Regions from separate parts of the Mus musculus genome. Here regions 1, 2, 3, 4, 5 and 6 are each linked to region 7. The links are chromatin loops, found by intact Hi-C in ENCODE. Cell type or tissue: left cerebral cortex. All regions are shown on one strand. Each heading gives the region's core, and the rest is flanking DNA. Links, peaks and the distances in the headings are about the cores only. Region 1 overlaps Ncoa2 (nuclear receptor coactivator 2). Region 2 holds the start of Lactb2 (lactamase, beta 2). Region 3 overlaps Tram1 (translocating chain-associating membrane protein 1). Region 4 has its middle 78 kb from the start of Gm39595. Region 5 overlaps Ncoa2 (nuclear receptor coactivator 2). Region 6 overlaps Ncoa2 (nuclear receptor coactivator 2). Region 7 holds the start of Ncoa2 (nuclear receptor coactivator 2).

The links. Hi-C counts contacts between places; a loop is a spot of excess contacts. Peaks named below come from ENCODE experiments on the same cell type or tissue, not always from the same donor. Only the 100,000 strongest peaks of a DNase experiment are listed, where the experiment ranks them.
Region 1: it touches region 7 in a loop (2.7-fold over the local background); 2 of 42 quality-filtered maps call a loop at or near these places.
Region 2: a loop joins it to region 7, with 4 times the contacts of the local background. A loop is called at or near these places in 7 of 42 quality-filtered maps.
Region 3: a loop joins it to region 7, with 2.4 times the contacts of the local background. A loop is called at or near these places in 12 of 42 quality-filtered maps.
Region 4: a loop joins it to region 7, with 2.0 times the contacts of the local background. A loop is called at or near these places in 9 of 42 quality-filtered maps.
Region 5: it touches region 7 in a loop (2.1-fold over the local background); 4 of 42 quality-filtered maps call a loop at or near these places.
Region 6: it touches region 7 in a loop (2.1-fold over the local background); 5 of 42 quality-filtered maps call a loop at or near these places.

What each region holds. Positions count from the first base shown.
Region 1 is chr1:13,253,267-13,257,579 of GRCm38, reverse strand. All of the region lies in intron 2 of Ncoa2 (nuclear receptor coactivator 2), which reads left to right. Among named protein-coding and RNA genes, the nearest start is that of Gm23169, 79 kb to the left of the region's middle. In left cerebral cortex, for the core only: no CTCF peak of the experiment used is centred there; DNase peaks (open chromatin) are centred at 1,001 and 1,904; H3K27ac peaks cover 264 bases.
Region 2 is chr1:13,658,199-13,662,511 of GRCm38, reverse strand. It overlaps Lactb2 (lactamase, beta 2), which reads left to right and starts at 2,003. Exons shown (of 7, transcript NM_145381.2): 1 at 2,003-2,183. The coding sequence starts at 2,062. In left cerebral cortex, for the core only: a CTCF peak has its summit at 2,551 (motif pointing right); DNase peaks (open chromatin) are centred at 1,936, 2,337 and 2,527; H3K4me3 peaks cover 1,692 bases; H3K27ac peaks cover 1,032 bases.
Region 3 is chr1:13,572,020-13,576,332 of GRCm38, reverse strand. It overlaps Tram1 (translocating chain-associating membrane protein 1), which reads left to right. Exons shown (of 11, transcript NM_028173.5): 7 at 4,259-4,313. Among named protein-coding and RNA genes, the nearest start is that of Tram1, 16 kb to the left of the region's middle. In left cerebral cortex, for the core only: no CTCF peak of the experiment used is centred there; DNase peaks (open chromatin) are centred at 1,362, 2,116 and 2,266.
Region 4 is chr1:13,498,095-13,502,407 of GRCm38, reverse strand. No RefSeq gene overlaps it. Among named protein-coding and RNA genes, the nearest start is that of Gm39595, 78 kb to the right of the region's middle. In left cerebral cortex, for the core only: a CTCF peak has its summit at 1,731 (motif pointing right); a DNase peak (open chromatin) is centred at 1,739.
Region 5 is chr1:13,311,154-13,315,466 of GRCm38, reverse strand. All of the region lies in intron 1 of Ncoa2 (nuclear receptor coactivator 2), which reads left to right. Among named protein-coding and RNA genes, the nearest start is that of Gm23169, 21 kb to the left of the region's middle. In left cerebral cortex, for the core only: no CTCF peak of the experiment used is centred there; DNase peaks (open chromatin) are centred at 560, 764, 1,924 and 2,707; H3K27ac peaks cover 355 bases.
Region 6 is chr1:13,293,224-13,297,536 of GRCm38, reverse strand. All of the region lies in intron 1 of Ncoa2 (nuclear receptor coactivator 2), which reads left to right. Among named protein-coding and RNA genes, the nearest start is that of Gm23169, 39 kb to the left of the region's middle. In left cerebral cortex, for the core only: no CTCF peak of the experiment used is centred there; DNase peaks (open chromatin) are centred at 1,758 and 4,076; H3K4me3 peaks cover 263 bases.
Region 7 is chr1:13,371,234-13,375,546 of GRCm38, reverse strand. Ncoa2 (nuclear receptor coactivator 2) reads left to right here and starts at 1,464. Exons shown (of 23, transcript NM_008678.3): 1 at 1,464-1,609. In left cerebral cortex, for the core only: CTCF peaks have their summits at 982 and 2,488; DNase peaks (open chromatin) are centred at 1,435, 2,134, 2,437 and 2,990; H3K4me3 peaks cover 3,582 bases; H3K27ac peaks cover 2,477 bases.

The DNA.
Region 1 (4,313 bases), core at 95-4,094, 120 kb after region 7:
TTGCCTGTTGTGGCCTTCTGAGCAGTTTCCATGTCTCTGCGGTTTCTAAGCTACTGCATACTGGCCGGCATTTGGTTTTCTTATAGATTGCTTTGGTGAGTGAGGTTCTAGCCCCTCATGGTAACTGAGACATTGGGTTTAAGGGGAGGCGTCCGAGGAGGAGTTTTCTGTCTACTTGTCATCCCCCTGTCTTTGACTCGTGTGTAACAGCAGGTCAGGCTCCTCTCTTCTCGTTGGTGTGTTTTTCTGTGTGTGGGGCCTCTCAGCTGTGAGGCTTTGAAGCACGTTTGTACTGCAGTGAGCAGGGCAAGGGCCCAGCTCTGTAATGGCCTCTTACTCAGTCATTGCTTCACTGTGTTTCTCATAATCTGAAGTTTGTTGTCAGTAGCTAAGACTAAATTCTATTCCTAGTTTTGTATATTTAAACTATAGCAGAATTTATGTACAAAATCTCTATATAATTATTTTTTTCATTTAAGAGGTTACAGATAGCCCCTTTCTCTCATTTCTTTTACAATAGGTAATCATTCCTTAAGAAAACTTGAAGACTCTGTAATAAAATGCTGTGACTGCTGTCAGGTTTGAGTCATATCTCTTGTGTTGCTGTCAGAATACAAAGACGAATAAAAACAAGAGACTCTGACATCAGACTCACCCTCACTGTGCTGGTCACGGCCATGTCTGCAGTCTACCGAGGGTAAGATACATCCGTAGATAATAGCAGGCTGATACAGAGAAAGCCACAGTTTTTCTCCTTGGCTGCTGAGGCCTGAGGAAAGGGCTGTGATTTAGAGAGAACTCCTCAGATGGTGGGCATGGAGATGATAAGCCTTAGAAAGACTGCGGGGTAAGCTCTTAATCCCACCAGGCGAGAGTAGGAGTACTACCACAATGTCGAACCAAATTTGAAGCAAGCTTTAAACAAATACTGACCAGGATGATGGCCCCTGGCAAGGTCTACTCCTGGGTTCCTAGAAAATGTTGATGAGTCACATTTTGCAGAGGCTTAAAAACCCATAAGGCCGTGTTTTCCCACCAGGTCCAACTGGGGGCAAGCATGTATCCTGACATACTTCCTGCTTGTGTATCTCCTGCGTCCATCCAATCAGGGGCAAGCATACATCTTACGTACATGTGATCAAGCACATTGACTTCAATTGGCTCAAACAGACTTGTTTAGGGAAGTCAAAACATGGGGCTTGTTATCCTCCCTAAACAATAGCCTCTAGCATTTGAGGAAGTATCTGCCCTTGAGCAAGGGGCTTACAAGTTAGAGAAATGTTATTTTATGGAACTCTTAGGCACAGTAATTAAGACTTTGGCTCTCACAGAGGTCATTATAGTGGAAGCAGATAGAAAGCATGAACAGTTAGTGGGCCAGACCAGGCTGATCTCAGACAACACAGCACAGGGACTGTTTGATGGATCTGGCTGGAAAACGAAGAGTGCACAGCTTCCTCAGTGCAGCCCCTGTTTGCTTTGACAGTGAGAAAAAGCACTTGCGCTCCTGCAGTGTGTGGTGAACTGCAGGGAAATTAGCACTGTATCCTCTGGCCATTTCTGTCCTCGGTTACACTTGAAGGATATGAGACAACTACAAGTTAAACCAAAGTAACAGCACTGGACGTGCTGGTCCACACAGAGGCCCAGGAGGGGGAAGACTGAAGATAGCACTGCGTTCAGCGAGAAGACCCTGCTGCTGTGGGAGGTGGCTTTGTGAGAAGCATTGAAGAGAAGGAAATCTGGGACATCCGAGGAGCAACAGTCTTAAACAGATCCAAAGTTCTGGAAGTGGGTAGGCTTCACAGTTGAAGGAGGAAAGGGTTTGTAAGAAATTGTCAGTTGATAGAGTGGGGAGCAGCAGGCACCAGAAGGTTCCATAGACATGTAAGGAGATCTATTTTGGACACTTCCAGTGAGGGAGAGAAATGTGGGTGAGAGGCTGGAAGTGGGCACTGGAACTTACGGTGATACCCGAAGCTACAAATGTAGGGGCCTCATTTGCCTAGACACTATCACTGAAACGTCAGCCATCTGCGTGCTGATTTCAAGGAGTGGCTTTAGAGCAGGAAGAATTGTGAGGCTCAGGGTCACAGAGGCAAAGGTGAGGGAGGAGAGAGCCTGAAGACAGGCTACAGTTCTGACCGAGCTGGCTTGGCGTGACTTGGAGCCCTGCTCACTCTGTGGTTCTCCAGGAGCCAGTAGAATAAATTGGCTGGGTGAGATGGGTGTGCTGTGGCTAGAACCATGCTGCTGGTCTGGACGGGAGAAGGCGTGCATGCACACACACACACACACACACATTCTCTCTCTCTCTCTCTCTCACACACACACACACACACACACACACTCTCTCTCACACACACACATACTCTCTCTCTCACACACACACACACACTCTCTCTCTCACACACACACACTCTCTCACACACACACACACTCTCAGACACACACACACACTCTCACACACACACACTCTCTCTCTCACACACAGACACACACACACACTCTCTCTCACACACACACTCTCTCACACACAGACACACACACACACTCTCTCTCACACACACACACACTCAGCTGCCTTTTCTGCTGGTGTTGAAGCTTGTGTTCAAGCATCTTACTATCTCTAGATGGTCATGTCAGAGGGCCAAGACTTCACTGTGTGCAAATCCTCTGCAGTGCACACATGCAGCAAGTCTTGATTGATCAATACATGGAAATGATGGTATCTGCACATCTGTCCTTTGTCACTCAGTGCCCTCCAAACATAATCTGTAGAGTCCAGTCAACCTTTATAAGGAAGACCCGAGTTTGGGGTTCGCTTGGTGTGTGTTTAACTTCTGTTCTTGCTAGCCTGATCCTAACTGAACTTCCAACATCTTCAAAGCCCCGTTTTCCCCCGCTGCAGCATAGAAGAGAGCAGTCATGTTGTCTTGGCTGTTGAGAGGATTGAAGAAGGACAGTGGCAGAGCCTGTGCTCACTCCAGTCTCACTGGCTGTGAAGTGTTGAATAGGCCTCACTCACTGAGGTTTAGTTTTGTCATCTCTAGAATTCTAGGGGATGCCTGAGCTCACTTTGGTTTCAGAGGAAGTACCAGCCACCATATGCACAGGGCCTGGCTGCTTTCCTCTTCCATGCCAGGCAGGAGTGCAAGCCACCGAGATCTCTGTGCAGCGTATAAGAGCAGTTCTGGATTTGAACCTACGCAGTGAGGCTTGGTAATGACTTCACTTCTCTGTAAACTGGGAGGAGTGTTGCTATCCACTTCACGTGGTCCTATGAGAACAATAGAGCAACACATTGTGCACTGTTAGCACCCTGTGTGCCCCACTCCCACCCCTCACTCCCGCTAGTTGTAACCTAATGTAACCATTATGAGGGACAAGTTAATCTGTAAAGAAGGAGGCGCTTTTCTAATGAGATTGGCCATGTCCAAAGGGGGAAATGTAATTCAACCACAATAATGCTCTTTGGTGGTTCAGCATGATGGGTGTTGCTGTGGCCGGGTCTTCCAGGTACAACAGAGGAAAGACTCCATCTGGCCTCTGGGCTGGCCAGTGTCCTCCTCAGCAATGGCAGTCTGCAGTCTGACTCCACACCCAGTCTCCTTGTCCTGCCAGCTGCTCTCTAGGAAGTGTTGGGAATGTGGAGCATAAAGATTCCAGAGAGGAATAATGCTGAGTGGACAGGTAGCCTGGAACAGTCCAATCTGGTACCTTCCCTGACTGGGAAAGGCTGGCTTTACTAGCAAACCACTTTTCAAACAGAACTCATGCCTTAATCCTACCAAGGACAAGGAGCGCTGGTGGCTTATGGGAGGAGTGGCTAAAGCAGTAAGAAAAGGCAGCTACTGCTGTCTGCACGTTCACCCTGCATCCCTGTGGCAACCTGCATCCCTGCAGCAAGCTACCCAGACTGTAGTATCCTGGAGGACCCCCCCCCCCACTCCAGCTCCATTTGATCACAGAGACCACCTGGAATGCTAGCAACCTAGAGGGAAGTGAGAAACCACAGACAGGTTCTGGGAATGACCTAGCAGCTGAGTCCTCTGTGGAAGGGAGTGGTGAGACTTAAGCGTACAGCAGAAGGATTCCCTGGGGCAGCACAGCCCTGACATGCAAAGTCTTGTTTTGTGTCTTTGAATGAATCTATTTTCCCATGTTAATCTATTCAGCTGGCTTGTAGAAAACCTACATGCATTTGTTTATTTGTGGCTCACTTAAGAAAACTCTGACTTTTGAGATAAATTTGTTCTCTGGGCTTTTCATGATTTTCTGTTGCTTAGTTGGCATAGTGTTTTGATCTCTTT
Region 2 (4,313 bases), core at 141-4,140, 290 kb before region 7:
TGCAAAAAGCCTCTCTGCACGTCCAATGACAACCACTATGAAGCCTGCCTCTGCCAATCTGAGGACAATCACCCATGGGACAAGCCAGAGCTCCCCTTTCTCCTCCCCCACCCCCACCCCTGGATTAGACACTGGTCCCAACTCTGTGGGCCTCCAAATCTGTTCTTGGCTCTTCTGTGATTGATTCTCAGCTGTGCCTGGATGTATGTCCAAAAGTCTGAGAAACCCACAGCCCTGGCCTCATCGCAGGCCCAGGGACCCCAGAACCAGTTCCAGCTTTCCCACATCTCAGACTGTGGTTTCCCACCCCTGAAGCTGTGTCTTGGTGCTTCCCTACAGCACTGCACCCATCCCACCAGCTGTAGACACAGTCAAACTCTCCAAGAGGCCATGCCCAGCGGACGCAGACCAACATATATCCATGCACTAGACTCCACTCAAGTAAGCATGCAGTCGCATACTTCACAGAGAAAGACAGCCTTACTGGGTTGTCCCAGACTGTCCACCCAGGTTTTTCTTCTACATAGTGAATTCAGTCTTGGTTGTGTGCCTCAGCATTTGCTGGAGGAGCCATATTCCTAAAAGGAGTAGGCTAAGGTAGTGAATACACTCTACATCTCTTTTGTGGTATATATTCATCATAATTTGATGGATATCTTAGGATCTGTGCATTTTCTTATAAGTAACTTATAACTAAAAATTTTAAAGTGGGAAGCAATGCTTAATACTTGCTGATTGGGAAAGGCAGAGAAAATTGGAAAAGACAGAGCAATTATATCACTTTCACCTTGGACACTAAACCAACCTATTTCCCTTGGCAAGGGTAGGATAGAGAGGAGATAAACAAGCCCCTCCACTCTGCGCAGATAGCACCATGTGCTCATGTAAAACAAGTGGAAGCAGAGCTTGGCTCTCCCAAACTCCAATTTACATTTATAAAATGGGGGGAAATTGTGCCTGTTAAGAGTTAAGAACTGCCGGGTGGTGGTGGCGCACGCCTTTAATCCCAGCACTTGGGAGGCAGAGGCAGGCATATTTCTGAGTTCAAGGCCAGCCTGGTCTACAAAGTGAGTTCCAGGACAGCCAGGGCTACACAGAGAAACCCTGTCTCGAAAAAAAAAAAAAAAGAGTTAAGAACTACGTGGGATTTTAAGAGTAGATAACTAATGGGGTTTGGGGCGATAGATCAGTTATTAAAGTGATTGCCTTATAAGCACGACAAGCAGAGGCTGATCCCCCAGAACCTATGTAAAAATGTGGGGCATGGTGTCTCATTTTTATAATGCCTGTACTGGGGAGATGGAGACATGGGAATCTCTGGGGCTGTCAACCGCTGGCCAGTCTGGCCTGGGTGGCAAGTCAACACTGGTGAAGGGTATGCACAGTTCCTGAGTCACCTGAAATTGTCAAATTGTCTTCTGGCCTCTGCAGATATGCACAGTCGCTTTTATTTTCTTTCTTTCTTTTCTTTACTTTTTTTTTTTTTTCCTGTTGTTGAGGATTAAAAAGTAATGTTCGGAGGTGGCCCTTGGCTAGACGCACACAGGTACAAGTAAGCATTGGTTGCCATCATTTATTGTAAAAGGTAAGCTATTCTTCAAATCACCAGCCTGCCATTCCTTCCTAAGTTGGTGACTCAGTAAATACTCCCCATACCTGCCTAGCTTGTGACCTTCCCTCCCCCACTTCTGGAGGTTAACTTCAATGAAGTAACTGCATTCTTCTTTATGGATATGTAAAGCTACTTGGAAACAAGGCTCAGAGACACAAGAAGCTCAGCGACGGAGCCGGCTGAGGCCAGTGCGGGCGGGTCAGGCCACCTCATGCCACAGTCACCGCGAACTCATCCCTCCACCCCACCCCCGTCACTTGGCTGACGGGCGTGCCAGCAAGTCGTAAGATAGTGGCCGCCAATCCGCTCCGGGCCACTGAGCGAAGTCCCACGTGATCCGCGCCGGGCCTGACGTCACGAGACCGCCGCCCTGCCCTCCGAGCCTGAGGTCGCAGCACGCTGAGTGACTTGGAATTCGGGTGCCGGCGGTCACCGAGGTAGATAGAGAGATGGCTGCCGCTCTGCAGCGCATCGAGCAGCTGTCCAGTCGGGTGGTGCGCGTGTTGGGCTGCAACCCGGGTCCCATGACCCTGCAAGGCACCAACACGTACCTGGTGGGGACCGGCAGCAGGTAAACGCCACCCCCGAGCCCCCGCAGCTCACGCAGTCACGTGGCAGGGAGGCAGCGAGAGGCCAGGCTAGCCCCCAGCGCGTCCCCGAGCTCTGCGGAGGACAGAGGGTGTAAGAAAAGCACAGGCTTCCCAAGTCTGACTCACAGTTTACTTGCTGTCTCGCTGCCCGCAGGTGGTGACCGAGTGAGTTTACCGTAGCCTGTGTGTTAGTGCACACTTGAAATCCAGTGTTTGGAACGCAGAGGCAGGAGGTCGCCCCCAGTACGAGGCCATCCTAGGCTACATAGCCACTTTCAGGCTTGGTTGGGTCATATAACTAGGCCCTTAAAAGTTTACTGTAAGCAATTGACTATACTAAATCCAGTCTCTTACAGTAGAGGGCAGAATTTGCTTCTAGTTCAACCGGAGTCTAAACCCGACAGAGCAACCCAGCCTGTGGGTAGGAGAAACTAACTCTTGCTTTTTCTACTAATCGTGTATGACAAGCATATCTTGTTTGCGTTTAAAGTCTCTATTATATTAACTCTTCTAGAGTAAAGGATATTTACAAGCATCGGACTCTAAAAGTAGACATAAAAGGTTTAGCCCAGAGTGAATCAGGCCAGGGGAAAGTACGGGACCTTTAGGCTTCCGGCATGCTTTTAGCAGCAGAGTGCCTAACCTCTAGAGTATGGTCTGAGCCCAGGACAATCTCTTCGATGTGCCACTTTAAACCCATTCTGAAGTCAGCACCTAAGCCGGAAATTGCAAATAGTCTGAATAACCCTGGAGAATGCCCTGCTGGAGTTTGCTGTATGGTTCCAGGACATTCAACACAGCCTGCTTTTCTTCGAGGGTTAAAATAGATGGCTGGTTTCTATGCAAACTGGATGAAGAAGTTACTAAGATGAACAGTTGCTAAGCACAAATGTTCACTGGAATCATATATTGTACTTAAGTAATAGTTTTATTTTTATAGGCTCTTTAGGTAGTAAGTAATGGTAAAATAATTAACGTGCAGATGATGCTACTCAAACTAAAGGGTGATTAGAAACAAATATTAACTGGGTCCAAAGCAGATGTTCAAGACTTGTGTCCACTGCTCCGCATCACAAAAAGGTCTAAGATGATAGGTGGCACTATATCATTGAACTCATTTTTACACTTCTGTTTCTGCTAACTTTGGGGCTCATTGGCCAATCCCTCCTTGCTGACACAACATCCTCTCTAGCTGCTGGTCTCTCATTCTCCATCTTTATCAGAGTTTTGTACTTCTCTAAATGCAATCCTAACTTCATGCTATTCAGTTACAGTTGTGTGTCATGCATGCGTATGTGTGTGTGCAAGTGAGTGTGTATGTGTGTGTGTGTGTGTTTTCTTAACTCTCCCCCATTACCTGTGCTCTTCAGACTGAACCCTACTAAAGTGAAGCACAGGCCTTCCTGAGTTGATCTTATAAACAGAACCATCACTGTATTTGAGCAAACAAAACGCTTAAACACTCCTTAACATTTTTCTCCTCCTGGCACACATCCAAGCCATCTTGGCAATGTGGTTTTGACTTCTATTAACCCATTCAGTTCTTGCATAGATGTCTGCACTAACCTCCTAACTGGGTTACCTGCCTCTGCTTTTATCCCTCAGCCCATTCTCCCAAAGGCAGCCATCTTGTTCACCCTCTGGCCCAGCCATGCAGCCTTCCTAGTGTCCCAGATGAGGCATATTTCGCCCTCCAGACTTTAAGTTCTCTTCCGATTTTTTCCACTTCACTCACTCTTTAGAGCTCACGTAAAATGTCAGTTCCTTGTGGAAGTTAGCCCTGACCTCTTAGACAATATTGTAATGCACTGTAGGTTTTGTGGTGTTTATCTCAACTGTAGTTTTTGGTTTTTGGTTTTAAGTTTAAGGTCTGTAATGTATGAAATCCACTGTCTCTCTCTACTTGGTTATCCCACTGTAATGGAAGATGAGCCAAGGTTTATTTTCATATTCCCAGCCCCAAGCCTTGGACAGCAGAAGTGGCATAGTGAATCCTTACTGAATATTTGCTTACATTTTTTTTCTCTTAATTTTTGCTTTTGTTTGCTTCTTGGAGTACTGACAGCTTTAGCTGTCCTTTGTCCTTTGTTCTGGTCAATTTGTAGACATCA
Region 3 (4,313 bases), core at 121-4,120, 200 kb before region 7:
TAAAGAATTGTCTTGTCGCTGGGCAGTGGTGGTGCAGGCCTTTAATCCCAGCACTCGGGAGACAGAGGCAGGTGGATCTCTGCCTTTGAGGCCAGCCTGGTCTACAGGGTGAGTTCCAGTACAGCCAGAGCTACACAGAAACCCTGTCTTGAAAACATAAAAAAAAGAAAGAAAGAAAGCAAAAGCAAACAAACGGTCTGAGTGTGCATGTGCCCTTGGTCTGAGCTCTATTTCTGTGTTCTCAACCCCCCTCCCCCTTCGAAACCTAAAACTCTCAACTATTTCTTTAAAAAAAAAAAAAAAAAAAGCACTTCTGATTCTGTTTTAGCATGCTGATTGCTCGTTTTTAAATTAGTGGTAATTTAAATTAAAACTTAACCAAGATCTTTAAGAATGGTGTTAGTTTCCTCTTACTGGTTTTCTTCTAGCAATTTATTTCACCAGTAACTAGTTGGGTTTCAACTAGCAGTTCAATATATAAGTCTAAAAGAAGAAATCTGTGTTGACAAAAAAGTAGATGGCAGTTAAGATTTTACCCTTCCTGAGGTGGGTGGGTGGAGCAGGCATCTTTTAGCCTGTGGGAGAGGCCTGTGCCCGGAGAAGTACATAAACTACTGGGGCGCTCCGTGCCCCCTTAAGAATCTGGCCTGCCCTGCCGACAGCTACTGTAACTGCTACTGTTCCTTCCCCTGGCTCCTCAGAAGCTGCCCAGCTGCGAGCGCCTGCCTGCCTGCCTGCGGGGGTGGGGGGGAGGGGCGTGGGGGGAGGGGGTGGGGGTGGATGGGGGGAAGATGGGGGGAGGGCGCACTCCCCTCTGTAATCTCCCCTCTCCGTTCTGTACACTTTGCCTTATACTTCACGCTTAACTTCTTCTCTCAGGATTACCTCCCCCACCCCGCAATAAATTAATCAAATATCTTTATTTTTGTGTAGCTCTAGTTTAATAATAGTTTAATAATAATTTAGGATGTACTTGAAAGTAATGTCAGGGAAGGATAAACGGCTTGGGGTCCAGACGAGACAGTTTCTGTCATTGATTAACAACTGAGCGGAAGTTACAGCTGCACACGGGTTCATTTTACTTTTTGTTGGTTGTATGCTTGCTTATCCACGTTTGCCACGGGTAGAAGGTTTGGTCTTCGAGAAGTTTTCCTAAGTGGCATTATGACATCCATTTACTGACAGACAGATTTCTCTCTTCCCTCCCAAAGTGCACAGATAGTCTTTACAAGCCTGTAGTGCAGATAGGCCCTTTGCCCTCTGTTCTGCCAGGCTTAGCAAACAGCTCCGAGGGAGAAGCCACGTACTCTGGCGCATGCCAGAGAGAGGAACGCTTTTGCAGTTGATCAGATAAGGTAAGGTGAGGGCACTCGGTTTTGGAATGTCTGAAAATTGATTAGACCCACAGTTTCCTGCAGCTCTTCCCTGTCTGGTGAGCTCCTTGTGTGGAACCTGGGTCTCGGGCTGTGCTGTGCAAAATAGGAGCTGCCGGCCACTGGTAAAGACGTTAAGTACCAACACAGTCTTACTTCGTAGTGACACTGGCCATGTTCTGTGCCCCTTACCCTGTGACATTAACAACTACTCTTTTATATAGAAGATACACACACACACACACATCTTTAAAGATGGTTTTTCTGTGTAGCCCCAGTCTGGCTTGTAGCTCCTGATCTTCCTTCCTCGGTCTTTCCTGACTGAGGGGAAGTGATAGGTGTGTGTGCCCTCATTTGTGGATAGGATAGGATTAAATGTGTGCCACCATTTGTGGATAGGATAGGATTACCTGTGTGCCACCGTCTATGGATTGGACAGAGATTTAGGGAACATTGGTGTACTTGTTGGACAACAGTCTTGAGAGAATCATAGTTTCTTGATGCTCGGCTCCTGGACGTGGCTCAGCTACTGTAAGCTTTCTTTAGGAATTTGCATACCCATGGGCACAATACCTTTGGGTTTCATTACTAATCCAAGTCTATCCCTTGTGCACTGACCCTGGCGAGTGTAACGGGACTTTTCAAAGCAGTTGTTCATTTATCTCCTAAAGCTCGCTCTTATCAGTTCCTGCCAGATGGCATGTCTCCACAAGTGTGCTCTCATTTTTATGGGATAATTTGCATAACTTAGAACTTAACCGAAACTATTTTTAACACTTACACGTGACAGTTGAAAGTAACTGTTTCAAGTAATTAGCATAATTTGAAAGTAACAGCTGCATATGTGTTAAATCGGTTCTTAAAATTTACTCTATGAAATGTATTTTGGGGAGAAATCTTTACTGCAAGAAACTTAGCGCAGTGACTGTTTGGCAGCAGTCTGACTGGCAGAGGAGTGAGGACGGGGGAAGAGCTGAGCTGCGGTGGAGGCAGTGTTTAGTGTCCTGAATGGGAATGTTTAAGTCATGGACCTTCAGTGTCAGCACATCTCCTTGTAGCCCAGGAGAAGATTGGAACTGCCACTTGGTAGTCAGGCCTTGCCGTGAGTAACCACAGTGCCAGTACTGAAGAGGCTGAGGTGGGAGGGTGGTTTGGGCAAAATAACATGAAGCTCCATCTCAGAGAGGAGTCCTTCCTTAGCTAGTTTGAACTTGGCAGTTTTAAGAAACTCTAGAAATGGTCAAATGTTTTGTTGCTGGTCATCAAATTAGCTTTGATTACAGATAATAGAATTGATTGTTATGTCAAGTGCTCAGAAATGTTTTCCCATTTGTGCGCCATGTGGTGGGGCACACCTTTAATCCCAGCACCCAGCGGGAGGCAGAGGCAGGTGAATTTCTGAGTTCGAGGCCAGCCCGAGGCCAGCCCGGTCTACAAAGTGAGTTCCAGGATAGTCAGGGCTATACACAGAGAAACCCTGTCTCAAAAAAACCAAAAAAAAAAGAAAGAAAAGAAATTTTTTCCCAGCCCTGCTTGTTGGCAGCTGGTCACCCCTCTCTAGTCTCGGCTGCTCCCCACTACAGGCTCCCTTCTGATTTCCTAAGGCTTTCTGAGTCTATCCTTAGACCTGGGTAAGGATTTTAAGGTGGCAGTGACGCAAGTTTCTTAAGCCTTGTGTGCCTTTCACAGACATTTATTATCACTCAGAGTAATCAATGTATATTATCCCTGTGCTATGAGAGCTTTTTAAACTCAGTTTGAGTTGGACTATAGGGGAATCTTTACGTTTCATAGGCTCACATGTCATCATTTGTAATAAAGCTTGTGTTGTCAAGAAGTGTTTTCTTATGAAAATAGAATTTACAAGAGCTCTTTAATAAAAATATCCTGGAAGAAGAAGTAGAAGTTTTGGAATTCATAATTTAAACATACCAGTTAGATTTTCCACAAAAATGAAAATATCCACATTTTATGCCAGTCCACGAATTCCTTCTTGTATAAGCTATTATAAGTATTGAGAATATAATAGCCAGGCATGGAAGCACACACCCAGAATCACACCACAGAACTTTCTCTGAAACACTTATTAAATGACTCATTGTTATAAGTATTTTGTGTGTTAATCGTAAGCAAAATCTCACTGTGGCTTCTGGTAGAGAAAGGTAATACTCCTAACAAAACCATAGAGCAACAGGAGAGAATGTGCTGAGAACACAGCACACTGCTTCTCCCAGCTGTGTCAGACTACTCTGCAGTTTCCACAGCTGTGATGAGCCGTCTTCAGGCAGGTGGCCTACTCGTGAGTAACCAGCAAGCTGCTTCTGTGAGCCCCTTCTCAGAAAGCCAGTTCTACCCAGCTTTCTTGGTTCCTTCCTTTTCCCCACAGCAGAGACCAGGGGCCAGACAAGAGTGGTTGTCAGCCTCCTCGTTGAGGTACTCCCAAGGTGACTGGGGAGCCCTAGGGAGCTGGCCCTGGTGCAGTGCCCTGAAGCAGTCATTTCCCAGATGGGCTGTTTCTAATTGGCCTTATTCTTACCTGGGCCACATGCTCTCCGGCTGGGGGTTCCCTGGGTTCTCATATGCCTCCTCGCTGCTTTTTTTTTCCCCCCTTGGTGCTGTTTTTAGGCTTTTGATGCAGAGTTGAGCTAACTTGTCTTGTATGAAGGCCTGCTGATGCTTCGTTAGCATATTGGGGAATTAAGTGCTTGAGAGTGTAGATTTCGGCGATGGCACTTTCTCTCATTACTGTCTCGGTCAGGTGACTACCAGAAAGGGAGGGCCAAGATGCCAAGTCACCTGGATGTAAGAAACGCATGTGGCTTGTGGCATTAAAAGTGAGAGTGCTGGCCGTGTTGCTCACCTACGATGTGTCCTTGTATTTGCAGGAAGATATCCCTCGTCAGCTCGTCTACATTGGCCTTTATCTCTTTCATATTGCTG
Region 4 (4,313 bases), core at 230-4,229, 130 kb before region 7:
TACCCCAGACTCAAATAGTATGCAAAAGCAAGGAGCGCTTTATTTTGCAGAAGTTCAGCATGCTGGGGCTCTTATTCCAAGATGAAGACAACCAAGAGAGCTTGCAGGCCAGATTTAAAACACCTTAGGGGAATTCTAGGGTATGTGACTTTTATCTTGCTCCATCTCTAGGGACATTCCGGAACCATTACCAGCTACGGCTGTTGCTGGGGAGGTCTGGGTTGCTGACCCATTGCCCTTGCTTCAGGGCCGCTTCTGATGACAGGGTAATTTCTGACTAGTTGCCTGAAGCTGCCTGGGCTTGCCTGGACTTGCCCAGTTCTTATGCCTAGTCTCCTGAACTGCCAATTTGAAGCCTGTCATGGAATCGACCCATCTTACTTCAACCAGCACAATGATGTACAAGTAACTGTGAACCTCAGCAAGATTATATATATATATATATATATATAAAAACAGGTATGTAAGTACACATCTATAAGCCCAAGTCACAAGAAGCAGAGGCAGGGAAATCATAGATTTGAAGCCAGCTTGGACTACATAATAAGACCCTTCTTTAAACACAACAACAAAAAGCCTCTTGTGATATGGACCTTTTTCCTGGACCTCTGCTATATCACAAGAGCTGTTCAGGTTCAAGGGCAGCCTGAGGAAAATGAGGGGCCAGGCAGAGCAATGTCACATTATCCATAAGGCCAGCCAGCACCTTGACAATCTCCAAGCAAAATTCAGCCATGATCCCATGCAGATTCACACAAATGGTCTGGTGAGCTAAACAAAATGCATGTAGTGTGTTGGTCAGTGTACATTTCATTGTAGTAGCTGGCTGAGATGATGATCAAGGCAACATATTCAGTCTCTAAAAGAAATTATGAGTACTCCTACCCTGCTTGCTCCTGTCAGACAGACAGATGTTGTCTTAAATACTCTCATTTATCAACCAAGCAATGTTGGGGGACTTTAAAACTTGTAGGGCTCAGGTTAGAACTTAGGAAACAGGGCTATTGTTAAGTAGCATGGAAGAAATCTAGTTACTCCAAATATGTGTTGCTGTCCTCGCTCCAAGGTTTTAGGTCCTAAAGCCTTTAGCTGGTTACATAGCCCTCTTCTTATGCACACTTATGTGACCAATGAGATTAAAGAAAAAAAGCATGCCATAGAAAGCTTTCTAACAAAGCAAATACATTTTCAATTTTATTTATTAATTTTTATTTAAAGAGACAGGATCTTGCTCTGTTACACAGCCTGGCCCCAAACTGGTATACTCAAGCCGTCCTCCTGCCTCAGCTTTCTGAGTACTGCGGACTACAGATCTTAATCAGCATGCCTGATGCTCCAGCAATTTTTCTTTCTCTTTCTTGCTTATTGCCCTTCAGCAACAAGACAGAAAGGGTGTTGTGGCATAGGTTGAAAACAGTTCTCTGCTTTCCTCCAGAGGCTCACACACATAAGAAAAATCCTCTCTAGTTTAATAATTATTGCTTTAAGTTTCGGCTACTCACAATTGAACCCAGTCCCGCCTAATCTAAGTGGTCCTTAGTCTTTGGCTGGATTATGTCACCAAAGCAGATAAGCACCTGGTGTCGACCTGGGTACACAGCAAGCAAATGAAGGTAGCTGGTTTTCTTTGACATGCTGAGAAAGTGGAGGAAGATCAGTGTTCCCTGGCTCATGTTGATGAAACGCAGCAAGATCAGCTTTGCTGATGAAACAAAGCAGCACAGAAAGCCAGCAGAGGGCAGTGCTGAAGCTGCGCCCTAAGGCATGGCCTTCCCAGGGGCTGGTGAGATGGCACAGTGGGTAAAAGTGCTTGCTGTCAAGCCTGGCACCCCGAGTTTGATTCCTGTGACCCGTTAAGATGGAAGGAGTAAACTGAGTCCCACAGCTTGTCCTCCAGCCTCCACACAAGTGCCACAGCATGCATACCCCCCAAAAGATAAATAAAACCATAATAATTTCTGTAAAGACTTTCCTTCTCAACTCTTCCCACACTAAGAAAGTTTTATATTGATGAGATTTAGGAAACAGATGTCTATTATTATTAGCTGTGTTAGTGCAGTGCGTGCTTTGTGAAAACCTAACTCTCTCCTACATAGCACACTCTCAAATTCGGCAATACAGACAGGTTTTGAGCATGTTACATATAATTCTCATTTCCTCATATACACTTTATAACTTTATGAAGAAACATAACCACATATAATGAATAGTAGTATCATCTATTTTACATGCTATGTATATTGTGGTAATATAGTTTCTTAACAAAACATTATACATCACTCTTAAAACATTTAAATCATTATTTCAGGTATTAGAAGGGAAAACAGTTTGTAGAAAACTATTAGCACAGAGCCCTGCCCCGCTGCTTATACTCCCCACTGTGACGATCATTACTCTTTGATGTGGAATGTCAAAGAGGCGTACAGAACTTCTCCCTCCCAGCACTGAGGGAAACTTTTAAAGACAAATTTTCCTCACAAATATGGTGACACAGAGAAGTCATTCATGATGAGTTCTGCACGCAAAAATTCTTTTAACTTATTCTGACGTTGGAGAAAGGACTCACAGGAAAATGATGTTCAGAATGGATTCCATGTTTGACAGTTACATGTCTGAGTATGACCAGAGTAAGAAGCTAGTCCCAACGAACGGGAAAGAATAGTTTGTGTCTGTTGAGGTATTTTGCAAAGGTTAATCACAGAAGGTTTTTCTTGCTAAATCCTGGGAAATCAACAGTCAGGTTTGAAAATGTCTGTTAGAGGAAATTGGTAACAATATTCCAAGAAAGCACCATCCTGGATATGGGAGCGAATAACTTTAATCTCTTGGGAGGCAAAGTCAGGCGGATCTGGAGACCAGACTGGTCTGAGAGTAAGTCCCAGGACAGTTGGGGCTGCACAGAGGAAGGAAGGAGGGAGGGAGGGGGGAGGGAGGGAGGGAGGGAGGGAGGGAAGGAGGGAGAGAGGGAGGAAAGAAAGGAAGGAGGGAGGGAGGGATGGAGGGAGGGAGAGGGGAGGAAAGGAAGGGAGGAAGGAAAGGGAGGGAGGAAGAGGGGAGGAAAGGAAGGGAGGAAGGAAAGGAAGGGAGGGAGGGAGAGAGGGAGGAAAGAAAGGAAGGAGGGAGGGAGGAAGGGAGGGAGGGAGGGAGAGGGGAGGAAAGGAAAGGAAGGGAGGAAGGAAAGGGAGGGAGGGAGAGAGGGAGGAAAGAAAGGAAGGAGGGAGGGAGGAAGGGAGGGAGGGAGAGGGGAGGAAAGGAAGGGAGGAAGGAAAGGAAGGGAGGAAGGAAAGGGAGGGAGGGAGAGAGGGAGGAAAGAAAGGAAGGAGGGAGGGAGGGAGAGGGGAGGAAAGGAAGGGAGGAAGGAAAGGAAGGGAGGAAGGAAAGGAAGGGAGGAAGGAAAGGAAGGGAGGAAGGAAAGGATGGGAGGAAAGAAAGGAAGGAGGGAGGGAGAGAGGGAGGGAGGGAGGGAAGGAAAGGGGGAAATGCATTTGAACTCAGGTCTCCCAGCTTCCAGACATTTTCAGACCTGACTGTTGATTTCCAAAGCCCTGGATTTAGCAGAAAAGCCTTCTGTGATATTAACCTTTGCAAAACACCTTAACAGACACAAACCATTCTTCCCTGTTACACTGGGACTAGCACCTTCTTTTCTATGAACACTTACACTCACTCTTTGGTCTGTGACAGCAACAGGTGAATACCATAATGTGAAAACTGGAACCTTTACACACAGCTCACACAAATATAAACTCTAGCAGCCATGTTGAAAAACCATGTGGCATTCCTCAAAATGTACAAAATTGCTACATGCTCAAGCAGTATTAGTCTATGTATGTACACAAGAAAGCTCTGTGTGTGTGTGTGTGTGTGTGTGTGTGTGTATAAACAAATGGTCATCGTGACAACCAGAAAGCAGGGGGATCCACAACTGTCCATCAGAAGTGATGAGTCAGTATAGTCACACAGTAGATTTGAACTCAAAACCAAAGACTTATTTATGTTCAATTCAAATTCAGATTGCATGGTTTTATTCCTATTGCTAGCAGAAGGAGCCATACAGCATGCAGTGCACAAGGGGGCATTAAAGTGGCACTTTAGATGGGACCAGCTGTGTGTTATAGCTGTTGATGGAATGCACACTGGGCAGGAAAATCAGTTTACTTCCCTCAGTTCTTTAACTTTCCTTCTATATGGTAATAAAGAGACCATTCCATCTCTTTCCCATAGCAATAGCAGACTTTACAGAGTCCAGAAGGCAGCTGTTGATACCTCACAGCCTATTATCGTATCTTATCTCACCTGCAGGCCACTAGGGT
Region 5 (4,313 bases), core at 248-4,247, 60 kb after region 7:
GATGTTTAGAACTGATGTTTTAATCTATCTGAAAAAGGAAACCAGCTTATGTAAGTCAATGTAAAGGTATAAACTGTCCTAAGAAGCAAGAGGTGAAAACAACAACAACAACAACAACAACAACACCAGCCTTACCATCAAGAGCCACCAAAAGTTGTCAGTGCATCAGACACGACGGTTGGCTGTGAACCTGACTTTTAATAGTTGAACCATCTTTCCAGGCAGGATTGGCATGATGGGGACTACGTTCATATTTGATGGCTAGCAGTGGATAGTGCAGATTGTGTAGATAGGAAGCCACTGGACAGGTCAGGACTCACACATGAGAAGTGAGAACACTGAGCTGACATAGATAGGGTGCAAGGGGGGACAGGGACAGTTAGCATGTGTGCTGCTTGTACAGAGCACTTCCCAGGGCTGTGACCCACCCATCCATGTCCCTCTATACCTTCAGGCAAGCTGCCACAGCCTCCCTTATGCTGGAACATCTCTGCTAGAGCATGATGGGGCTCTGTGGTGAGGAGACAGAGGTGGCAAGCTCTGGATGGTGATCACCAGCATGTCCTGGCTCTGTTACAAGACCACAGAGATGCCAGGCCTTTCCAGCTTCCATGCCTCTGCACACGGGTGTGCACTACACACTCGGAAGGTTAGAGTATGTAAGCTTTTTTTGTAAACTGTCATCTGTAGTTGCCCAGCAGTTTCTGGAGGAGGCTGAAATACAGCAGGTCGATACAGTGATGCTGAGCCGGGCAGCGGTAGGTGTTAGAGAGGAAAAGGCCCACGGCCAGCATTGCTCAGTGCTCCATTCTGGAGCGTCAGAGTGGAAAGCGCCTGCAGCTGAGGCTGAGACTGAAGCTGCTGTGTGCTGTCTCCATGTCCCAGCACCCCTCCAAGCACATCAGTAGATGTGTGAGAATTTCAGGTTATTATGGACTTGGTTGAGTTCTGATTTAAGTTAATTCTTTCTGCAAATATAAAGTCCTTTAAATATGGCATGTAAGCACCTGTAAAAAGCATTGTCCAGCCATCACTTTGTGAAATGATGCTGCTAGCTCCGGGTGAGTTGGGGGTAGGGTGAAGTGGAAACAGGGTTGGGTCTCTGCTCTGGGCCAGCCGAGGGTTTTAGAGCAGCTATTGAGCTGAGTCTTTGTGAAGTGAGGCATGTAGCCCACACAAGTACTCTGACGACTTAGGCTAATGATTAAGGCACAGGCACTGTTCTTTGTCGTAAAAAGAATGTGTTTTTCACCTCCACTGTGTGAGGCCTCAGGTGTACGAAACAGCTCCCTCCACGGTTGAAGAAGCATGTGGCTGCTGAACTGTGAACTCCTGGAGTTTGAGCTTTCAAGATTAAATAGGCTCTGAGCCATCAATGAAGACAGTAAGGGTGCAGCCACTTTGAGCTATTTCTAGGGGAAACTTTAATTTGATATACATATTATATGGTAAATATGCTTAAATAGTGACATGCCTTGTGCACTCATTCACTTACACAATGTTCACCTCACCAGCTACAGAATTTGTGTCTCAGATAGTCACAGGGGTTTTGGCAGACTTTGTCAACGTCCACAGAGGAAGACCCACCTTCATGGAGTTAGGAGTTGCTTGGGAAGAAGTTTCCTTAAGACCGTTATTGTACACAGACTTAGAAATACATGCATCCTGTAATGTAATGTCCTGACTAGTCAAATGTTGGTTTTCTTTTAGTTATTAAGCATAGTTTGAAACCTGCTTGTACTGTAGCCATTTGAATTCACAGTGGACAGAACTTGGCACGGATGCCCTGAAATCATAGTGTAGTTGTCTTGCTGAAAACTTGGACCCTTAACTTCCTAGACATTGAAACGTTTTGAATCACGAGCACTCTGCCCTGCTTTTGCTCTAAGCAATTGTGTTGGCTTCTCCCCAGCCTCTGTAATTGTAGTTCTTGTGGGTGGCAGCTTCTGTTTGGGAAAAGCTGTGGGTTTACAGGTCCTTGCTGAGCCCCTGCTTTTCCTAAGATGAGCTCTCTGAAGTCTTATAGGAGATCAGGAGACATTCCTTTTTCATAAAAGAATGGAGCTAGAGCAATGCCTCAGTGGTTAGAGCCCTCACTGCTCTCCTCGAGGACCACGTTTGGATCCTAGCACCATGGCAGGGGTCTCATAAGTGCCTGTTGTCACTCCAGTTCAGGAAATTTGATGCCCTCTCTTGGACTTCATGGGCACCCTCATTCATGTGCTCATTCCACCCAAACTCCCTGTCATTAAAAAGAATAAAGTATCAAAAACAACAAAAACAAAAAACAAAGACTAAAGGAGAGTTGCCCATGAGGGGCTTGTAGTCTGTTGTGTGTCTTGAAAGACATGGCTTGCTGTTTAAACCATGGTTAACCCTGTCTGTGAGAATCTCAACACCTTGGCCAGGACTCCAGTCCATCACAAGGCTTTTATTTTGTTCACAATATTTGGTTGCCACTTTACTCAATAATGAGAGTATTGCATTTAAAAGTAAAGTTTAAGTCATGCACAGGCCTGGAAGCTCAGGGCCAGTAGGAGAGGGATTCCTCGGAAAGACTGAACCGGAAGCAGAAGCCAGACAGCCCAGGTAATGCTGAGCTGGGGCTTCAGGGGCACGTGGCCAAGGCTGAGTCTACTGTGGTTCTTCAGACAGTGGGCAGCTCAGGGCCTTTAAGTATAGCTCTGAATGGTTGGCACAAAGTGCCACAATGGCGACGGCTCTGTCACCTCGGCTGCTCTCGCTGTGTAAGCCGTAGACACGTGTAAAAAGGAGACTGCCTTGCATAATGTCTGAGCTGGAGTTGACTAACCAGGTTTGCAAATGACTCGGACTTTGTTTTTGTAAGATTTGTATTCTATCAGGACCCAGAGACATAAAAGTGGGTGTTAAGATGGAGACTAAAAAGTCCTGTCCTGGTCCTTTGTTGTGCTTCTCTGTCGTCTCAGGGGCTTCTGACCTTCTAAAGGCTTATTATTGCTCAGTCATGTTAGACGTTTTGTGGTTTTTGTTGTTGTTGTTGTTGTTGTTGTTCTCTTAAGAGATCTCAGTAGTTTTAGTTTGAACTATTATCTAAAGATTCATAAACAGCATTTGTAGAGAACACATAGTTGAAATTGTGAACCCAGACTTTGCCTTCTGTAGCTAAAAGCTTTCCAGTGTGGGCACCCCTGTAAACCCCTGTTTATCTTAAAACTTCTTTTCTGTGCTGAGGGTCCTTACGTCAGAGAACCTTTCAAACAGAGTCACTAATTAAGAGTAGAGATAGAGAAAAACTACTGTATTATTTTCTCATCATGTAGCCCAGACTGGCCTGGAGCTTGTGATCCTCCTGCCTCAGTCTCTGGAGTAGTGGCATTCACGGGTGTTTGCCACAGCAGCTGCTAGCCTTTTGTCTGTTCTGCACAGCTGTCTTCTGAGTAACTGGAGAGAACCCCCTCTTCTGAGTGAGAGTCGCTCTTAAAAGCACTTCAAAGGTGAGGTTTGTTCCTAAATGTGTTGTGTTCAAGCCTTTTAAGATTACACAAGGTGATTTTTTTTTTCTTGTGACGTGAGGAAACACACCTATGGCTTTTGTTGCTGTGTTGAGCATTTTGCTCTGAGACATCAGACTTGTCCAAAGCCTGTGTTTCTGTTCCTGATTTTTGCTCATAGTTGTCAGCTGTTGCTTCTTACTGCCGGCATTCAGATGTCCCGTCTCCACACTCCTTGTGTGGTGCAATAACATCCTAGGAAAGAACACATACACACTGTGTGCTTTACAGTCTTACTGTCAGCGCTGTTTCACAAGTGCCATCCTTGACATGCAGAGGAAGAGAGTCAGGTGTAGCTACTGCATTATCCTGCTCAAGTCCGAAAGTCACTGAGTGACGATGGATGCCATGCAGATGACTATTCCCATAGTTACTGGAGTAAGTGGACAGTGCTGCCCATGTACACTCGGGGCATTGCTAATGCTCAAAATTCCCTCTTCTCCCTCCCAAAGACAACCACCACCTCGACATTCTTCTCTATAGATTTGTGTCTCTGCCCCCCAAGGATGACATTTTTTAAATCAGGCTTTTAGCTTCATAAAAATAGAATCAGGGCGACACTGTTTTTGTGTCCAGCTTTTTTCATACCATTAAATCTGTGAGCTCCATCCATCTTTGGCTTATAGTGCCTTCATTGATGTGGGCTGAATTATTAATGTTTGTATGAATATTTGGGGCCTACCTGTTAGGGAAGAACTTACTGTGAAGATTACTATATATGTTGTTAGAGGATGTGACTCCTCCTAAATTACTTAGTTTATTGAACTATATAGTCAGTGT
Region 6 (4,313 bases), core at 244-4,243, 78 kb after region 7:
TAAGGCATCTCTTCCAGATGGCAGGATTTGGGGGAGAGCGGGGTGATAGTTTACTAAGTCTTAGTGTGTGTGCACATGCGTGTGTGTGTGTGTGTGTGTGTGTGTGTGTGTGTCCCCATGTGCACACTGGAGCCATGGCACTTATGTGGAAGTCAGGGCTGCTACAGAGAGTAGTTTTTCTCCTTCCTCTATTTGGGTCCCAGGGATCAAACTCAGGTAGTAAGGCCTGGTGCCTCCCATATTATAATGGCTGAGCCATCTCAGCAGGTCCACGTGTTACTTTTCATACTTGAAGGCTATTGTTTTGACTTTTTCAGTATTTTTGAACAAAGTATTGATGAGCTAATAGTTAGCATTGTGAATTTTTTCTTATTTTAAAAAGGAAGTTGACATAGTAGCAAGTGTTGTGCTTTAAGCGAAATGATAAGAGGAAGGCAAACCAGCCTGAGTGACTTGGCTGGCAAGAGGCTGTCTCTTTGCAGGGGATTTAGAGGGACGATTAGGAAAAGAAAGAAAAGAGACAAGTGTAGAGCTCCACAGCCAGCGATCTTGGACACCGTGCTTACCTGATGACTGTTTTGTTCTTTCACAACATGGGATCAAGCAGTTTTCTTAGGTTTAAAAATACTTTGTTGAATATTGACTCTTATTTGTGTTCCCTTTGGTATCATATGACATTTGAAGAGAGAAAGCTACAAATAGAAGAAGTTTGACTAATTTTAGGACCTAGAGAATAGTATTATGAAAGGTTACATTGTGCTTCTTTAATAAAAGAAGCAGTTAGAATTATTTTAGCCACTGGCATAGTGTGTTTAAACTGCACACACACCTAGACAGACATAAATCCCCGAAAAAGCAGCAGCTCACTGCTCGCCTGTTTCCCACCCCATGTCCTGGAGTCACAGCTGCAGTAAAGCAGGGCAGTCCTATAGCTGGTCTAGAATGCATCTTAGACGTGTCTCTCGGCCATACTCAGTGACGAAAACGTGAAGGGGATTAGTTACGCGTGCCTTGAATTTCCCGTCTGAAACGAGAACCCAAACATTATACCATCCAGGAGAGCTAACTATGGCCTGGGTAACCTGCAGACCTTCTGTGGATGCCGGTGCTGCCTTCACCTCCTTCTCGTGGAGGCACTCAGACTCGGGTGACACTGAGACTGCTCTAGGTTTTACGACTTGGACAAATTTGGTTGATTTCTTAATTATGCTCCTCATGGCTAGCTATTTTTGTGAGGGAGGAAAAATTAAAATATACAGGAAGACATCATGAAGCATTCTTCAAATTTAAGTTTCTTATAATCTTTTGGTTGTGAACCTAGCCTTTAACAGTTGAGCCATCCCTCCAGCCCCAAATTTAAAATTTTTAAAGCCAGGTGTTCTGAAATTGTGTGTGTGTGTGGGGGGGGTGGGGTGGGGGCGGCATCCTATGCCTGCAGACGTCAGAGGGATATAGGATTCTGAGGTTGAACTTACAAGTGGCTGTAAGCACCCTGGTGTCGGAGCTGCGAATTGAACTCAGGTATGAAAACAGTATGTGCTCTGAAATTGCTGAGCCATCTCTTCAACTGCAGCACTGAAAAAGTTTTAGTTATTGTATAGGGTCCAAGACTTGAAGTAGTTGTTGCCCTTGAGTTTTAGGTGTTATGGCAGTGTGAAAGTGCCATTAGGCACTGAACAGCAAGCTCACTTTAGACTTAGCGCTGGGATCTTCTCCAGGCTGCTGCTATGAGGTGTGGTTCTTCTATGATCTGGGCAGAGCAGTGAGTTGTAGCCCCAGACAGCCATTGGCAGAAGCAGAAGCAGAAGCAGCAGGCAGTACACAGTCACTGTGCTACTAAGACATTAGACGTGTGGGAAGTGAGTTGTAGGGTATGTGTGGATACAGTCTCGTGCAAAGTGATAAACACCCACAGATTCCCAGAGCCTGCCTTTGGAAATAAAGGACAGATAAGTGGTCACTAGTCACTGTGGGCCTTTTTGTGCTTGATGCCATTCTGGCTGGCTCCTCTCTGATCTTGAGAAATGTGGGGTTTTTTGTTTGTTCATTTGTTTTGTTTTGTTTTGTTTTGCTTTGTTTTTAACTTTAAAACCCTTACTGAATTACTATATATACAGTTTGCTGGTTGTTACTCGGTTGTGTCTCTGTTAGGAACTTGGACAGAGTAGACCACATCGAACAGCTGGGCCTGGCTTGGCTGTTCCCATAGTTTTGGACATGGCCTCCGTGACTTACTGCCTTCCATAACCTCAACAGAGTGCCACCGGGAACCATAGATAACTCAGGACACTGACACAGGGCTCTCAAGTGAATGTGTGAGGTTCACCAGTTCCTGCTCTTTGCCAAAGCTGCCCAGTTTCATGGGAGGGCATTTAGCCTCTTGTATCCAGGGAAGAAGTGGCCAAGGTCCTTGCCATCTATAGTCTCCAATGGTTCCATTCAGGGATCATGTTCTTCTGTAACACTTGACCTTGCGAGTGACATTACCATAACTGCCACTTATTCAGGTGAATACATACTTCAATCTGTAGGGCTTAAAGATAGTTTGCTGTCTTCCTTCTGTGGTTTGTGGCTGCCTGCCCATAGTACTTGTTGTTCTTGGTGGATTGGAGGGTGTTGAGCACAGAGGATGTTTGCTCATTGTGAATTTGCCCTGGAGAGCTAGAGTCTCCCAAAGAGGTCCCGGCATTTGTGAAGTGGGTGCCTTTGCTTGATAGACCAGTGGTGTGGTGCCCTGGTACTGTCATCTCATGTGCCTTTACAGATGGTCCCTAGAGCTCAGGGAGATCAGTTAACAACACAAAAGTGTGGGTCACACCTAACAAGAAAAGACAAACCTTTACTCAATAAAATCTAGCATTGTAGAAGGTATCGTTCCCCCCCCCCCGCCCCTGCCCCCACCCCCGCCCCACACTTGTTTAAACTGTAGCATCTCTGTTCTTTATTATGCTTTAGGGCACAGCATGAAGGTACCACTTTGGCCTAAATTTGGTGTGTCAGTAAAGTTTTTGAAAAACAACCGTACATGAATGATGTTTTAAAACCCCCATTTTATAGTCATGTCTATTTTTTGTGAATAATGGGGACATTTTAGCTTATAGTAGCTTCTATGAAAAGCAACAGAGTTCTTTGTGTCACTCTCGCCCTTGATTGTCAGTGGAACCTATGATATAAGGCCAGGCCACTAAATCCAGGTCCACAGGGATTGAAATGGGCTCTTCGCAGATGGCTCTGTTGCACTTTTTCAGTGTGCACTTTTTTTTTCTTGAGAGTGTCACACATGTGCGGTGTACTTACATCATTTCCACCCTCTTCCCAGGCACCGCATTAGTGCATGCATGTGCCGGATTTCCAATCTTACTTGCTTTCTGTACTTAACCTTATAGAGACCTTTGTCCCCCAGAGCTTGATATCAAGCATCAATATTTAGTAAGGGCAAATGCAAGGCTGAGACTGAAGTGACTGTTGGTTGTTCCAGGTGACAACAGTTCTCAACCTGTAAGTCACAACCATTAGCAGACACATATTTCCAACGGCCTTAGGAACTGTTAAGATATGAGAGACTGCTCATTTGCAAAATTACAGATAAGAAGCAGCAATAAAAACAAATTTATGGTTGGGGGTCCCTAAAACTGTCAGAAATAATGTGTTTTCGAATGGTCATGACCCACAGGTTGAGAACCACCACCTTAGGACTTAGCAGATTTACCTGTGGGTCACTTTGCATTCTCATGTAAGGTATGGGAGGGAACTAACATCTAGCCAGGATATATGGGACATTTATGCGCAGTTTGCATCCCAGCAACCTCTGGTTTGAAGGAAGAAGAGAATGATGCTAGGTTATTTTCCAGTGCTTGCTTTCTACTTCAAGTTTCAGAATGGTTTCACTTTCTTTTTAAATACCATATCCTGTGTCTGATAAATTCTTTGTCAGAGCCTTCTCCGTGTTCCTTCACCTCTGTTGTAATGTGATGTTATATCTTCTAGTTTCCTTGCTTTTGTTGGCATAAGCAATTGGGCAGTCTTGTTCGGGTGATAAGGTGCAGCTCCTTGCTAGGCAGCTGCTGGCGGCTGGGTTAGGCTGCACGTGGCAAAGCATCTTTGTGGTGCTCAGCTGCGCTTTCTGAGTGGAGAAGGAAGTAGGGGAGAGCCAGGGAAGCAGGGAGGGCTTTCGTTCTTCTGATTTAACGTGAACACCGTTTACTGGCACTAACCTATTTGTGAGAAGTAATTAAAATAATTCATGTAAAAGTTACAGCAGAGCCATTGGTATTTGTTCTCAGCAATCAGTAGGTCTTGTTTCTTTATGTGTG
Region 7 (4,313 bases), core at 134-4,133:
TTACTAACAGGTGGTCAAAACCAATCATTCCAAACAGCAGACACTTCCCTGAAAAACGTGAAGTAGCCTATTGCAGACCTCCTTCCGATTCCACTCACCAATGTTAACATTTGTTACAGCTTTCTAAATATTTTCTAGCTATAGCCAAGTAGGCATATACTTTTCTTTTTCTTTGTCATAATAAACTGGAGCTAAAAAAAAAATACGATCAAAAAGCATGTTTTGCAATTAATGGACCTGGGCTCAAATCTTGCCCACCTTGCTTACTGTGTAACTCTACAAAAATTACTTCTTTAGGTTTCAATGTTTTATGAGGTATAAAAATAGCAATTACTTCGTAAGGTTTGAGGATTAAAATTTGGAGTGTGTGTGAATCACTTAATGCAGTGCCAAGTCGTTACAGTTCAATAAACACTTATTGTCTATGGCAAGTGACCTTTCATAAGAGTTAAAATAAGGAAACGTGTTCCTGTCATATTTTGATAACTTCCGTTAAGCAAACAAATGTTGCTCATTTCTTTCAACTAATTATATCTAAATGGAAAAGAAGTTGCTTTTCCAGTTAAAAACCAAACAACATTTAAACGTGAAAACTCCTCCACGTCTCCTTAATCCCAATACTCCATTGAGGATTTGATAATGGATTCCCCAATTAAAAAACAAAACAAAACTTTTGTTGTCTCACTGCGTGCGGAGAACACTCCCCTCGGTCTTTCTAAATACTGAGCAGCCTTTGCTTTGTCAGGCAATCCCGGGGTGGTACCCCGGTAAGTTCGCCTCCCGCGGTCACGCCCCTCTATCCCCTCCAGAGACCTCAGGGACAGCAATTGGGGAGGCGTATCCACGAAAAAACCGAGGGGACATGGTGGCCAAGGAGTGCGCCCCGGAACAGCGTCTGGGTGCAGAGGTGCGCCCGAGGGGTGCAGGCTGCCGGCTACCGGGCCCTGCCTGAGCGCGCGCGGGAGGCACCTCTGGGACTAGGTTTTCCGCGACCTTCTCGCCGCAGCGTCCCTGCCGTCGGAGGCGCGGCAGTCCCTTGGCCTCCACCCCCAGGCCCGGGCCAGTCCCCCTTTTTAGCTTTCTTTTGGGCATTGCCCTTTGCCCTCGCATGGAGTCCTCTGTTGACTCTCCCTTCACTTCCAGTCACCCATAGGTCACGGTCCCTAGACCACAGCCACCCATCTTGTCCAACTCCCCGAGCTCTGAAGTCTCGCCAGCCAGGGAGATGCTGAGGACCCCGCGGGTGGGGTAGCCCCGGTGTTCCCGGGCCCACGCTCGGGGGCGCGGGACGCAAGTTTCCGCCCGGTCCCCTGAGCGGTGACAGCGTTCGCTCGGAGGCGGCGGGGAGGCGGAGGGCGGGCCAGCCCCGTGCCCGAGCCCCCTCCCCTGCTCGCGAGCTCGCGCGGTCTGTGTCTCTCTCCGCAAGTGCAGAGCCGCGGAGGAGGAGGGGGAGGAGGAGGAGGGAGCTGGGGGAGGATCTCCATTGAAATAAACAACCAGGCAGCAGTTATTAACACGGGAACATGGCGGCCGCAGCCTGGGCTCCCGCGGCGGCGGCGGAGGTCAGCGCCGACGGCAGCCCGCACCTGACGGCGTGACGGCCACATTGGTAAGCGCGCCTCCCCTGGGGGCTCACGGGCGGCGGGCGGGGGGCGCCGCATTCCCACCCGGGCCGCTGCCCTTGGTGCGCGCAGCCCGGCGGAGCCGCGCGCCGGCCGGCCGGGCAGGCTGTTGTTGTGTGCGGGCACCGCTGCCCAGGCGTGCGGAGCCCGCGACGCCCATCCTCGAGGCGCGGCCGAGCCGGGGACTCGGCTCCCGGGGGGAGGGGGGAGGGCGGGAAGACGCCGAGTCCCCGGGAGAGAAAGGAGGCGCTCGGGCGCCGGGCGAGAGAGCTCGGGAGACGAGCCCTGGAGCGCGAGGCGGGTGGAGGCTGCAGCCCGCGGCGCCGGCCGAGAGGTGAGCACCAGGCTGGGAAGCGGCGGTTGTGCCGCGGGCCCCTGCTCCGGCCCCCTCGAGGCTGCGCGGCGCAGCCCGGGCAGGCGGGGGAAGCCCGGGCCGGCGGGCGCAGTCGCGGCCGGTGCTTTCTTCCCGGGAGGCGTGCGGCCACTGCTGCACGGGTGGGAGCCGGCCGAGGGGAGGCAGGACCTGGGAAGTGCCGGGGGTGTGTGAAGGTGACGCGGCCGGCAGGGGCGGCGGCGGGGGCTCGGGCGTCTGGGGGGCCTCGGGCTTGGGTGGCTTCGGGGCGGTAGCGCTCGGGCCGCGCAGGCCGGGCCGCGGTGGGGGCGGGGAGCCGGGGTCGGGCGGCGGCGGCGGTGGCGGCGCCGCGCCGGGCTCGCCCCTGACTTAACTTTCTGGGTGCGGGCATGTGTGCCGGAGGCGCGCTGGGGCCGCGGCCGGGGGCGGGAGGCGGGCTGCGGGCCAGGAGGTTCCGGGTTGGCTCGCCAGCGCCCCCTCTTCCGTACCCCTTCTGCGGCCCCTGCAGGGACAGGCCCTCGGGGGCCCCCCGCGGGAAGCGGGAGGGGTCCTGGCGGCCCTCGCGCCCCGGTCACGCCCTGGGCCGGGGACCCTCCTCTCCGGGCCCCTGGAGGCTCCCGGGGAGGCGTCCAGGGTCGGCGCCGCGGGCTGGAGTGCCCGCACCCCGCCCCTGGGGGAGTCCTGGAGGCGCCGCGGCCGCGCTCGGGGGTGGCTCGGTCCCTGCTTCCATGGTCCCTCCCTTTCCCCTCCCCCAAGTGGCTTCCGGGGCCTGCGGACTGAGGGGCGGGAATCGGGGACCCGAGCCCCTTACTCTCCGGGAGTGACGTTGGGCCTCAAGCCTAGAGGGCCTGTCACTGGCAGGGGAAACTTTCCCAAACCCGAGCCTGAGCTCGAGCACCCTCCTCCGCCACCTCGTCCTCTAATCCCACTCCCACTCCACCTCCTCCGACTCCTTCCCCTCCCACCGACCCGAATCTGGCTGTGCCTGACTGATGGGGCAGTGAGCCAATGGAAGGCAGGAACTGACCTGCCGGGTACCGGTAAGCCAATGGTGGGAGCCAGAGGCAGGAAGGAGGCGGGGTTTCTTCCGTCCAGTTAGGGCTGAGTTGCAGGCGGGGCGGGGGAGCCTTGGAGACGCCGCGAGCCCTCCACTCTGGCGCGTCCCTTGGTCACCCGCACCTGGGTTTGTGGAATAGTGTCACTCACAGAATCTGTGACCCGGGGAGACCTGCATAGGTGCGCGAAGATATTGCTTTTCTCTGGTGCTGCGAGAGGCGTTGTTTTAGACATGACAAAGTCTAAAGCCACTTCAGGATGTGGCAGTAACTGCGAGGCCCGGTTTTAAAATGGCATATGTTGATAGTGACCGCGTTCTGGATCTCAGCACCAGGTGAGATCTTTGAAGGTCTGCGTTAGTTTCACTGGGCTTCTGTCCAGCACCCGGACGATGGTGAATTGAAAGGGCACCCTGAGAGTAAAGGCGCGGGGTGGCCTCTTGTGAGGTGATTTTTAGGAGTGCTAAAGCATTCTTGTTTGGAATTGGCCTCACTGGGATCTTGTTTAATCAGACCAACACCAATTTCCCAAGTCTCCTTGAAAGTTTCGTGCTTGGTCTGGGTGTGACATTTTAACAAAGTTACTGGTTATGCTGTGCATATTTTTTTGTCTTGTTCTTGGGTAAACAAAATGAAGTTTTGAACCAAAGCGCCACTAAGATACCAAGCGTGGGTACTTAGCAAAAGCAGCTAAAGAATATTTGTTGGCAGAAAACAAAAGGAATAAAGTATAGCAGTATAGCTTTCCATATTACTCCCTTACAAAAGATTCGTAAAACATTTTATCTATTTATTTATTTATTTATTTATTTATTTTTAGTTTCCTTAAACACGGATGAATTGTACAGTATGTGGCTACTTCTCTGATGTGTAAGAGGTCAAGAGCTATCTTTGGTTGTTTGGGTCCAGTGAACTGACTTTCTTGACTCCTGAGTTTTAGGAAAGGGGGGCGGGGGCGGTTCCCTTGAGGATCCCTGGTTGCTCAGCGGGAATTGCGGTCTGTTAAAAAGACCGCCGCTGCTGCTGCAGTGCTTTTTGTGTGTGTACATGCTCTGTTCTTTGTTGGTGAGGTTAGTCCAACCGGAGGGCAGCAACACATTCCTTTTCCCAATTGGAATCTTTGGGAGTTCAAAGGATGAGAAATGTTAAACTTAAAATCCATTCATTTTTGGAATCTGTCACCCATGAATTTAATTTTGGGATTTAAAAAAATATCTAATGGGCACGAACCACACTGGGTTCTCCAGCTTTTATTACTATTGGATTATTAAGAAAGGACTTGCG